Linked DNA regions of Homo sapiens: regions 1 and 3 are each linked to region 2. Evidence: chromatin contacts called from ENCODE Hi-C or POLR2A ChIA-PET data. All regions are on one chromosome and are shown on one strand. The core of a region is the stretch at or near the end of the contact, and the rest is flanking DNA. Distances in the headings are between cores, read along the strand shown.

The links. Hi-C counts contacts between places; a loop is a spot of excess contacts on that map. ChIA-PET counts read pairs that join two places held with the same protein, here RNA polymerase II (POLR2A). Pooled maps may share reads with other maps.
Region 1: a pooled map shows a loop between it and region 2 (4-fold over the local background). The contact joins two enhancer-like sites. A Hi-C loop is called at or near these places in 6 of 50 pooled maps. POLR2A ChIA-PET finds 5 or more read pairs at or near these places in 2 of 52 experiments (Caco-2 and activated T-cell).
Region 3: a loop to region 2 is called in a map of naive thymus-derived CD4-positive, alpha-beta T cell, with 2.6 times the contacts of the local background. The contact joins two enhancer-like sites. A Hi-C loop is called at or near these places in 1 of 168 maps with a recorded cell type or tissue (naive thymus-derived CD4-positive, alpha-beta T cell) and 4 of 50 pooled maps. POLR2A ChIA-PET finds 5 or more read pairs at or near these places in 5 of 52 experiments (AG04450, CD8-positive, alpha-beta T cell, activated CD8-positive, alpha-beta T cell and 2 more).

What each region holds. Positions count from the first base shown.
Region 1 is chr22:40,020,977-40,024,658 of GRCh38, reverse strand. FAM83F (family with sequence similarity 83 member F) reads right to left here. Exons shown (of 5, transcript NM_138435.4): 4 at 2,696-3,369. Among named protein-coding and RNA genes, the nearest start is that of TNRC6B-DT, 22 kb to the left of the region's middle. RefSeq lists enhancers at 978-1,478, 1,479-1,979. Within about 2 kb of position 1,623, at least 2 of the 41 ENCODE cell types and tissues checked have a DNase peak (open chromatin) inside an H3K27ac peak, as active enhancers do.
Region 2 is chr22:39,772,425-39,776,002 of GRCh38, reverse strand. All of the region lies in intron 5 of ENTHD1 (ENTH domain containing 1), which reads left to right. Among named protein-coding and RNA genes, the nearest start is that of ENTHD1, 120 kb to the left of the region's middle. Within about 2 kb of position 1,947, at least 3 of the 41 ENCODE cell types and tissues checked have a DNase peak (open chromatin) inside an H3K27ac peak, as active enhancers do.
Region 3 is chr22:39,935,134-39,938,812 of GRCh38, reverse strand. All of the region lies in intron 1 of GRAP2 (GRB2 related adaptor protein 2), which reads right to left. Among named protein-coding and RNA genes, the nearest start is that of TMA7B, 23 kb to the left of the region's middle. Within about 2 kb of position 2,030, at least 5 of the 41 ENCODE cell types and tissues checked have a DNase peak (open chromatin) inside an H3K27ac peak, as active enhancers do.

The DNA of each region.
Region 1 (3,682 bases), core at 374-2,873, 250 kb before region 2:
CAATGGTGCACTCCCCCACCTTCTAGATGAGAACACAGCCCCAGGGAGGGGACGGATGTGTCCTGGGTACAGGGAGCAATGTGTCCCGAATTGAGAGCCAGGTGGCAGCTGCTCTGGGAGGTTCTGAACATTTACCAGGGGAAGGGGACACTTTCCCTGCATGGGGGCCCAAAGGCAGGAGCTCAGGTTCTCACTGATTCCCACGGTGGGTGCCCCATGCTGTCAGGGGCCCACCTTCTCACACATGCAGTCCTGGCTGCTTAGCTGCTGCTGCCTGAGGGGAGACACTGAAGCAGCCCCACTTGGCCATGGTGTGGGAAGCTGGAGGCCGTGAAAAAGGGCCTCTTAGGAGAGGAGCTCCTGGCCAGGCGCGGTGGCTTGTGCCTATAATCCCAGCGCTTTGGGAGGCCCAGAGGTAGGAGGATCACTTGAGGCCAGGAGACCAGCCTGGGCAACATGATGAGACCCTGTCTATACAAACAATTTAAAAAATTAGCCAGGCATGGTGGCACACACCTGTGAGCCCAGCTACTCAGGAGGCTGAGGTGGGAGAATCGCTTGAACCGAGGAGGTTGAGGTTGCAATGAGCTGTGGTCGCACCACTGCACTCCAGCGAGACATTGTCTTAAAAACAAACAAAACCAGCAAAAGACAGGAGAGGAGCTGCTGCTTCTCCCTCAGGCCTTGGGAGGGAGAGGAAAGGTGCGTGAATTTCAGGACTGCAGGTACTGGGCGCCCACCCAGGTGGGCAGAAGCCTTACCGGAGGAGGCTGCTCTGTGTTCGTCTAAAGGACGGACAAGGAACGGGATGATGGTTCCGGGCATCCCCGGACCTTCCTGGCTGTCCGTGCCCTCGCCCTCACTATTCCCTCTCTCTCTCTATCCCAGCATCAGGTGCCCTGGAGAGGAGCTTCCCAAGGGTACCGTCTGTGTCTGCAAGGCTGGCTCCTGGGCACCATGTGCAGACACCAGAGAGCGGCAGCAGGGGCAGGGCCGCCGTGACCACCCGAGATGTGGGAGCAGGGACATGGATGTGGAGGGACACGCAGAAGGCAGCGGGAAGGGACAAGACAATGGGCTTTGAGTTTCCATGGAAACTGCATCTCAGGGCGAGGGGCTGAAGGAAGAGAAAGCTTCCACTCCACTTCAGTCAGGACTCGGGAAATAGTCCTTGCTGCTGTCGGCTCGCCCCCTCCTTCCCCTCTTCCACCTCCTTCCCCTCTTCCCCTCGCTCCCTTGCCAGGTGTTCACCATGGCAACCCTTCCTCCAAACCAGAGGTACAGAGCAGGAGCAGCAGCAGCAGCAGCAGCTGGTGTTAGGGGAGCCAGGGAGCCCAGGAGGAATGGGGATGGGGCCAGCCACCCCTCCCCTGACAGAACATGGCTGTGCCCATGCCTGGTCTTGAATCCTGGCCTTACTACCACTTCCTGTGACCTGGGACCACTTCATTCACCTCTCCGAGCCATCTGCCACCTCTGTGCTTGAAGGGTGGTTGTGGGGGCAGAAGGGGAGAGAGAGTGCCTGTGCAGGACCTGGCAAGCCAGCAGCTCAGTCAACGTCTCCAGGCCAAACAGAAGGAACGCCCTGACACTCCCACTGTGCCCACAGCCACAGAGGCGCCCAGGCCTGTTCCAACTCCAAGAAGCAAAGTTAGCCAACATTTCCTGAGCACAGAATGTGTCAGACTCCAAAGCAGTGCTGGGGAATTAGCAGAGGGGATGACACTTGTGCTCCCTGCTCTCACACCATCACAATCCGGTTAAAGCTGGTGTGCAGGAATGCAGGAGTCCTGGAAGCCCTTGGGCCGGGCACACAAGACCTCAGGCCCTGCCATCGCCCACCTGGCCAGCCAGAGCCCAGTTCTCATCACTGGGCTCCACAGCGATGGAGGGAGAAACCCCACCATGGAAAGTCCCCTGACTCAGGGATGCAGAGATGAGAAAGGCACCGCCACCAGCCACCTGAAAGGCCACCCCAGAGACTGCTGCAGAGAGAGACATAAAGTCCAGGGCCTCCTGGGGATCCCAGAGAGATGCCCAGAAAGACGCTGCCATGGAACAATCCCACCCAGGGACAAGCAGCTGGGCAGACAGCACTCAGCAGAGGGACGTGGAGAAACCAAGTCGGACTGCCCGTCACAGAGACAGGAAACTGGGTCAGGGCACCAGTAGGGTACAGGGGAGGGTGGGGTGTGTCTAACCAGGTGAGATCCTGACAATAGGTGATCTGGCAAGGGAAAAGGTTTGCTAGAAAGAGCCCTCAACTCAGAGCCAGGGTCGAGCTGCAGCCATGCACCCCACTGTGCAGAGCCCCCGTTTCTTCACTTACAAAGGAGAAAGTTTCTCAGCTTATTTGATTTGTTGGGTTACCATGAGGGCTGATCTGAATGCCTTCTAGCAGTAGCATTAGAAGCTCTGAGACCCCTCCATGCCAAGCCTGGAATCCTTCTCTTTTTTCAGAGAAGAGGAAAATGAAACTCAGAGCTGCAGGACTTGCCCAAGGCCTCCAGGCAGCTAATGGCCGGGGCCAGAATGGGAACCAAGGACCCCGGAACCCCAGAGCTCCTGCCCTCTCTGTGCCCACAGATGGAATCTACTCCTCTGCAGGTATGAGGCAGTGCTCCTGGATAAGAGCCGATGCGGGGCGAGGGCCAGAGGCCTGGGGAGGCACCAGGCCAGAGGGAAGAGGGCTCACCTGAGATGTCAGCACTGGAATTCTCGTTGGGCCTCTTCCCCGTCAGAAACTCCACTTCAGAGGTCTCGGTGGAGACAGAGCTGGCCATGCCATTGGGCGCCGCAGGCCTCTTGGCTCGGCGACTGAAGAGCCTGCTGCTGAAGCGCCTGGCGGGGGCGGCCTCCCCCCGGGCCGCTTCTCCCATGCCGTTTCGGCTGGGTGCCTCTCGGGATTTGGGCTTCAGGTCTCTGTGCATGTGAGAGACCATCCTGCCATCCTTCTGGCTCAGCTCTCCCAAGGGGATGGGCTCCACGGGGGGCAGCACCTGCTCCACCGTAACCAGGTCTTTCAGGAAGCTCTCCAGGCGCCAGGCCGACTCGCCACCGCTGGCGCCCTCCTCCTGCCCCTCCGGGTTGCCGCCCGCCTCCCGCTGTTGCCGGGCAGCCCAGCGCATCATCTCCCCAGGCGGGTGGCGGCAGCCTGACACCAAGGCGTACTTGGGGTTGATAAGCTTTCGAGCCACAGTGGAGGAGTAATGGAGGCCAACCCTGCCCGCCAGGCTCAGCTGCCGGTACAAGTCCACCTCCTCGGAGATGGCGTACAGCTCCCGGAACTCCGTGTCAAAGGGCTCTACGTTCTGTCCTGTCAGGAGCAGGAGGAGGTTTCTGTCCACATGGGAGGAACTCCAGGTGAACCTGGGAACGTGGGGACAGAAAAGCAAGACACATGTGCCCAGGCCTCTCTCTTGCCCTGCCCCCGCCCCCACCTGCCCCTCCGCTGTGGCCAGACCCTTGCTGCAGGTGTACGGCTCCTTGTGGGCCACACGCTGGACTGATTCCCTCCACCCACCCGTAGCCTCCCTTTCCCCAGAGCTTGGCCTCAAATGAAGCAAGCAGGCAGTGGGTGCAGGGAAAGAGCATGGGAAGTCAGGCCTGCATTTAAACCTGGTTTATATTCTCATGTGCCTTGTAAGCTGGGGCTCCCAGGACATATGTTCACAGGGTTGTT
Region 2 (3,578 bases), core at 698-3,197:
AGGTGGGAGCCTGGGCAGGCCAGGCTGCAGTAAGCCATGATCGCACCACTGCAGTCCAGCCTGGGTGACAGAATGAGAACCTGCCCCCAACCCCTTAAAAAGAAAAAAAGACAGTATTCATTGCAGTTCTCCATCAAATCTCCTCAAGTTCTTGTGGACTTCAGAAAAGTTTCCACAAATGCTGCATTATATATATTCAAGAAAGCATCTACCCAAAGCCATCTTCCTGGGAGAAGGCAAGCAGCACAGATACAGAGGCCAGCTGTGTGCTGACTCAACTCCATTCCCATTCCCACGGTCCTGCACCTCCAGGAGTAGCACCAGGGACAAATGGAGTGAGCCCGAGGGGAAATCGAGTCTCTTTACGTTATGAACATGTACACATCAAGCTGTTAGAATTGTTAGTAAAGAAAAACCTGGTGCAGCTGATTCTCCCATACTTTTTTTGTTCCTTCTTTTATTCCCCTAGTAAATAACATTGATTTGGGATTTGGGAATCTGGGATTCTAGTTCTAGTTCTGCTCTTTAATCATTGTGTGATCCCGAGCAAGTCACTTGATCTCTGGGATCAAAGGGACTAAATAAAGACCTCTCCTTTCTCTACAGTTGAGTCTTTTAATGACCAAATCATCCAGCTTATGATTCATTGAACACACACTTATCAAGTGAATACAGGTATACTCTGCTAGTTGCCTATGGGTTAAACAAGTTGAATAGGATCTGTGACCTGAGGGGTTTGCAGTACCCTATAGGTGACAGTTCTATAAACATATAAGAAGTTATAAATAATAAATTTGTTTACCCCTGTATTTCCAGAGCTTATAAAAGTGTCTAAGACATCCTTGTACTTAGTATTTGTCAAATGAATGAATAATATTTGAAATAATGAAATCAATGAAAAATGTGAGTATTCACATTGTACTATGTAATAGCAGAGAAAATGGATTCATTTTAACGTGAAGGATAAAATATTTCACTAAGGAGGTTGTGTTTGAATGAGACCTTGAAGAATGAAACCATTTTTGATGGAGAAGAAGGGTGAGGAAGAGGATATTCTAGGCTGAGGGAACAGCATGAGCAAAAACACAGAGGCATGGAAATGTATGTTTTTTTAAGGGACGTGAATCTGGAAGCTGAAAATCAGTTCGATATAAAGAGACGAGGAACATTTCAGACAAAAATATCAGCACGGGTGAAGGCTTAGTGCTGAGAGGGAGCATAGAATTTGAAGACTGAAAGAAGTATAGCTGGATCATACAGCTTTAGAATAGTAGCACAAGATGAGGCAAGAGAGGTAAATGGGGACTAATTTATGCAGAGCCTTGTAAACCATGTTAAATAATTTGAAGAAGTATTGGGGAGAAATAACATCTAACTTTCATTTTAGAAAGGTCACTCTGGCTGGGCTGTGTAGAGTGGACTGAGGGGGTAAGCTGGAGAGACCTCTTAGAAGTTGTGGTAACAACCATAGTTCCAAAATAACCTGAGTGACTGGGAAGCTGATGGTCATATTAACAGAGGTAAAGCAAACACCCAAGGATGAGGAGGCTGGAGGATGATAAGACCTCCCTGAACACAGAAATAGGTAGATATTTAGGGCTAAAAATCAGCAGAGGTCAGGGTTCAGGATTAATATGTGTGAATTACTTGCCCACAGGTGACCATCTAGATCTAGTGTAAGTATAATAATAGATGACATCATCCTGGGAGATTGTAAAGGCAGAAGAGGAAAGTCAAGGACAGACTGTTTACATTTCACAGGAAACAGGGCCAGGAAGAATGTTGAGAAGATTGCCTAGACAGATAGGAGGAGAGCCAGCAAAGTTCGTTGGAGGCATCTGAAGAGGAATGAGTTTCAAAGAAATGGTCTTAAGATTTCAGTTTCATTCTTTCTCATCAATCCTGTCTGTCAAGACGTCTGCCAGCCCTGGTTCTGTCTATGTCTCTAGATTGAGCTCCTCTGCTCTCTGTGTGCACTGTGCACTCGTAACGCTGAATGCTTTGTACCTGCCCTGCCACTACCACACAGCACATTGTGTACAGCCTTCATTTCTTTGCTGAAATTGTTCCCTTTACTTGGAAATTTTTGTGTCCTTCTTCTCTTGACTTTTTTCTCATGCTTTTAGCTTGGTTCAGACATCATTTGTTTGAATCTCTTACACATCTTTATACCTCTAAACCTAAAGCAATGCCTAAATTTGTAGTTGCTTAGTACTTGTTTTGGTATTAAATTAACCTTACAATCTGAATTATTTCATTGGTCTCCTGGTTTTCTTATTTCTATTATCTCCCAACCCCAGAGAATTGCAATGAATGATACAGCAATAATTTTCCTAAAGCATTATATCTGTCAGAATCTGGTCAGGAAACCAAAAAATACACCAGCTATGAGGTTAGCAGCTTTATTGAGGTATAATTACCATTCAATAAACTGTACATGCTTAAAATGTATAAATTTCTTTTTTGACCCATGGGTATTTGAAGTATGTTTTCTAAATTTCCAAATATTTAGGAGTTTCTTCTAAGTACATTGTTATTTCTACATTCAATTCCATTGTGTCCAGAGAACCTAATAGAAGGCTTTGGGCTTTTAAAGCTTATTGAGACTTGGTTTATGGTCCAGCACATGGACCATCTCAGTGAATAGACCATGTGTACCTGCACGCTTGCAAAGAAAATGTGTTTTCTGCCATAGGAGCTTTATAAATGTCTGTTAGGTCAAGGTGGTTGATGTTAAGTCTTCTAGATCCCCGCTGATATTTTGTCTACTTGTTTTATCAATCACTGAGCAAAGGATGTTAAACTCTCTAAATATGACTTAGTTGGATTTGGCCAGTTCTTTAATTCTTGAGGTTCTTTTTTTTTTTTTTTTTTTTTTTTTTTTTGAGATGAGGTCTCACTATGTTGCCCAGGCTGTTCTCAAATTCCTGGGCTCAAGAGATCCACCTGCTTTGGCCTCCCAAAATGCTGGGATTACAGGCATAAGCCACTGCGCCTAGCTAGTTCTTTAATTCCGTCAGATTTTGCTTCATGTATTTGAAAGCACTGTTCTTAGGCATATATACATTTATGTTTGTGTCTTCCAGATGATTGGCCCTTTTGTCATTATGAAATATCCCTTTTTATCTCTACTAATACCATGGTCTCAAAGTGTATTTTATCTGATATTATTATAGCCACTCAGCTTTCTTATACTTATCGTTCCATGGTATATCTTTATAAAGCATTTACTTTCAACCCATTTGCAATTTTGTTTTTATAGGGTGTCTCTTGTATACAGCATATAATTAGATCTTTTTTATCCAGTCTGAAAATTTGTGCCTGTTAATTGCATTTACTGTGGTTATTGAAATGGTTGGCTTTACAACTGCTATTTTTCTATTACTTTCTCCTTGTTTTGTCGGTGTTTGGTTCCTCTGTTCCTACCTACCTTTCTTCTTTTGAGCTAAGTCAATAATTTTTAGAATTCCACTTTACCTATTAGACTTGGTAGTTATACCAAGGGATTAAATTATACACCTTTAGGTATTCACGGTCTATTTAGAGTTAATATTGTGTCACCATTGCAACCATATAGG
Region 3 (3,679 bases), core at 781-3,280, 160 kb before region 2:
TGTCCTGTGTGCAGGTGTGTTCCCCGAATAACGATTCATCCTCTGGCTGCTTCGCTTTTTCTGAAAGCCGCCAACAGAGCTGTCTCCGATGACAGGTGACTAACGGGCAGCTGATTCTTGAGTGAGATACCGAGGCGTGGGCAGGAGAGGTGTGCTGTTCTCTCTTCCCCATCTGGGAAGGGCCTCAGGCTCAGCCCACAGTCACCTTCTGTGAGGGTGGCTTTACCTGCCCTTGCATTCTAATGCTTCTCTCTGCCAGGGCCCCTCCTGCAGACCCTTGGCTGGCTTCTTGGGGTTTCCACCCAACATGGGATCCCCAGCCCTGCCAGAACCCCATGGCCTTGCCTTGTGATTTCTTCCTAGTTTCCAAATGGGAACAATCTCCCCCGTCAGAAGGTTTTCAGGTTTGGGAGCCAAATAAATACGGTATTTTTCAGACGTATGGACACACTTTACACAACTGGAGAGTCCTTTTAAATCCCTTATATCCTTATTTAATCAAATTGCTGTTCTGCAGGTCCCTGTCTGTCACTGTGGATTATGGAGACTTCATTGGTCTCAAGGATGTTTTTCTCTTTTTTAATTAGCTCCCTTTTTTCCTGCTTAAGGTTTTTTGGGTTTTGGAGGGAGGGGTAGTGAAGGGAGGGAAGTAGAGAAGGAAGAAGACAAGTCAGGAGACTGTCCCCATGCAGGGCCTATCCCCTCCCCTGCCTGTAACTTGGGTGATGCCCAAGGTAGAGCCAGCCACTTCCTTCTTCTTATGCGTATTTATTACCTTGCTCTTCTTTAATCAACGCCAGTCTGGCTTATATAATCTAACTTTTTTTTTTTAGTGCAAGACGCATCACATGAAGTCTCATTTGTCCTCAAACTTTTTGTAAGAAAAGTATCTTTCTCTTTAAGTATAATGTATATGTTCTGTTAAACTCAAGCACATTTGATTCTTTTTTCCCTAATTTGCCACTCTCTGCAAGGCGAGGCTTGCCTACCTCAGTGGGAGGTTTACTACGGGACTTAGGTGTCAGACCTGGCTTCAAACTCTAGGCTCTGCTGCTTACTTTGTAGCCGGAGAACCATAGTTTATCTTCTCTGTGCCTCAGTTTCTTCACCAGAAATGCAGATAATAATCCTTAGTCCCCAGTGTTGCAGGGAAGAGGACGTAGAATACTTGGTTCCAATGCTCAATGTCTCTTTCTTCAAAGCATTTTTGCATTCTGGTTATCTACAATCCTTTCTTGTAGAGACAAATCCAAAACTGTTTCTACAAAGTGTAAGGCCACCAAGCGTATACTACTTTTCAGCCTCTCAAGCACCTATTTTTCCTCACTTTCCCTGGGCAGGCGCTAGCTTCTCCCTATTGCCTGTGGAGTCCTAGCTGCAGTGTTATCAGAAAGTATGACACTAATCAAGACAATTCAGTGAGGAAAGAGAGAAGACAGCACTAACCAAGGGGAAGTGGGGAGAAATGGTGGATGGAGAAACAGAAAACTGACCAGGCTTCTACACTTTGCCATCTATGCAGAGCTCAGTCACTGTGATGCTACCTTTGAGGGGACACACACCACCCAGACTGTGCCAATGCCTAGAAACGTGAACCAGCTAAGAATAAGTTACCATGGATTGATATGGTCTATCAGGTGACAAGAACTTTATAATCGGTCACCCGTTGCAACATTTATTATTGTTACTATCATCCTTTGCATTTTAGAGGTGGGAAATGGAGGCAAGAGATTTCAGTACATGTCTGTTGGCACCTAAGGCTGTGTGTTCTCTTCACTTTGCTGCTCTGCCTCTCCTGCTACGAGCAACATAACCAAATCCCTCCTACTTGGTCAGGATGACTGCTCACTAGCTTAGGCCCTCTCAACCTTCCTGGGTGGCTGTCCTTTAGCCAAAACATTCAAGAGCAATTTTCACATACCCAGGAAATTCAAGCCCATTACTTCTTGGTCAAAGAGGTAAAGACTGCAATCGACCTGGCAGACCTCAGACCAAGCAATCATGCGCTTTAAGGCAATTGCAGAAATGGAAACAATCTCAGCTAATAGACTTACAAACTGTCGCTCTTTTCCTTTTCTTCTGCCGGTCCCCCCCACCACCCTGTCTCTCTCTCTTCCTCTTTCTCTCTCTCTCCTTCTGTCTGTGTCTCATTTGTCACAGTTCTCTTACCTTTCCCTTCATCAACTTTCCCCACAATATATTCTGCTTTTTCCAAGTTCTTTTCTTTCTCCTTGAAACATTAATAACTTACCATGAATCCAGTTAGAGAAAGTGTATCTCGCATACTTCCACTTTTAATTCTCTGACACTTTTCTTATTAAAATGACACCATGAAAACATCAATCCAAAACAACAAAAATAAGGCAAAAAGAGACCACCAACCTCGCTGGAAATGCTACTTCGAGCCTCACTCTGCTGCTAGACTGATGTATCACTTGATGTTTCCTCATTTTATTCTTATTGTTTCCTAAAGCAATAACAATTGTCTACAGAAACACCTCGGATCCTGCTGGCAAAACCCAAACATAAGTGAAGCATTAAAAATACCGCCCCCCACCCCTGAATCAGAAATCATCTAATGAACCCCATCAGAAGGGTGGAGGGCGGGGTGGGGGTGGCAGGGGTAGATGGGAATGACAGTCGAGAGAGACAGACAGACAGACAGACATTTTACAAATCTCCAGGCTTCATTTTCTTTTACTTCTCATTTTCTATTCACATCATGATTTCCCCTGGAATATATCACCAGGATTTTATGGTGGCCTCATGTTCTCTTTTTTTCCCTCTTCCCTTCTGTTCACTTAATGTTTGTTTTTACTGATTTGGGCTCTGAAAGCATGGCTTATTTATCATGGATTTGAAAGCCTCCATCTTCTTGCTCTGTTTTCGCCAGGGCTGTGACATGGTTCACAAATGCTGCAAATACGCTCAGCGCCCCTCTCCTTTTCCTCACTGCCTGTGCCCTGGGCTACCTTAATTCTCATCTGGGCAAAACACAAAAGTGTCAGCAGAGGACGGCATGACCACAATTACTTTAATCTTGCTGTCACTTTTACTTACGCTCCCAAGCCCTCATTTGTTGTTGGAATGCTGGTCATTTTTTCAGCTCACTGATCTCAAAGCTTGCAAAAGTGATCATCTATCCATAGAGAAGCTCCCCTTGCTTCATTCGATAAGTCTATCCCAGAAAAGTGGGAGGGCCTGACATTTTTACAAGTAAAGGTACTAAAAAAATGCCAGTAAAAGGGATAATATGGCAAATTCCTTTCATCAAATGAATTATAATATTCTTATTTTTGGGAAATTTTGTTCTTTCTAATTTGAGTTTGGTTCAACACCTCTTGTATTTGTCTTGTTTAAAATAGTTCTCTTTCTTTTTACTTGCCAGTTTTGATTAAATAGTGCCCCTATCCTAGATTCTCAAAGTTGGAAGTGGCCCAGAAAGTCAGTCTTTTTCCCTAATTCATTGAGATGATAGACAATGGGCATCGGGGACGGCTGGGATTGGAGTGAGCTGACAGCTTGGTGAATTGTTTACGTTGAATCAAAAGCTCTTTCATCTGAATTCTGTGCTAAGAACCACAACAAGAAAGAAAAAGAAAGAATGAAAGAAAGAATGAACGAACAAAAGAAACAGAAAATGAGAATCACAAATCCCAAATTCCCATTTCTAAGCTGA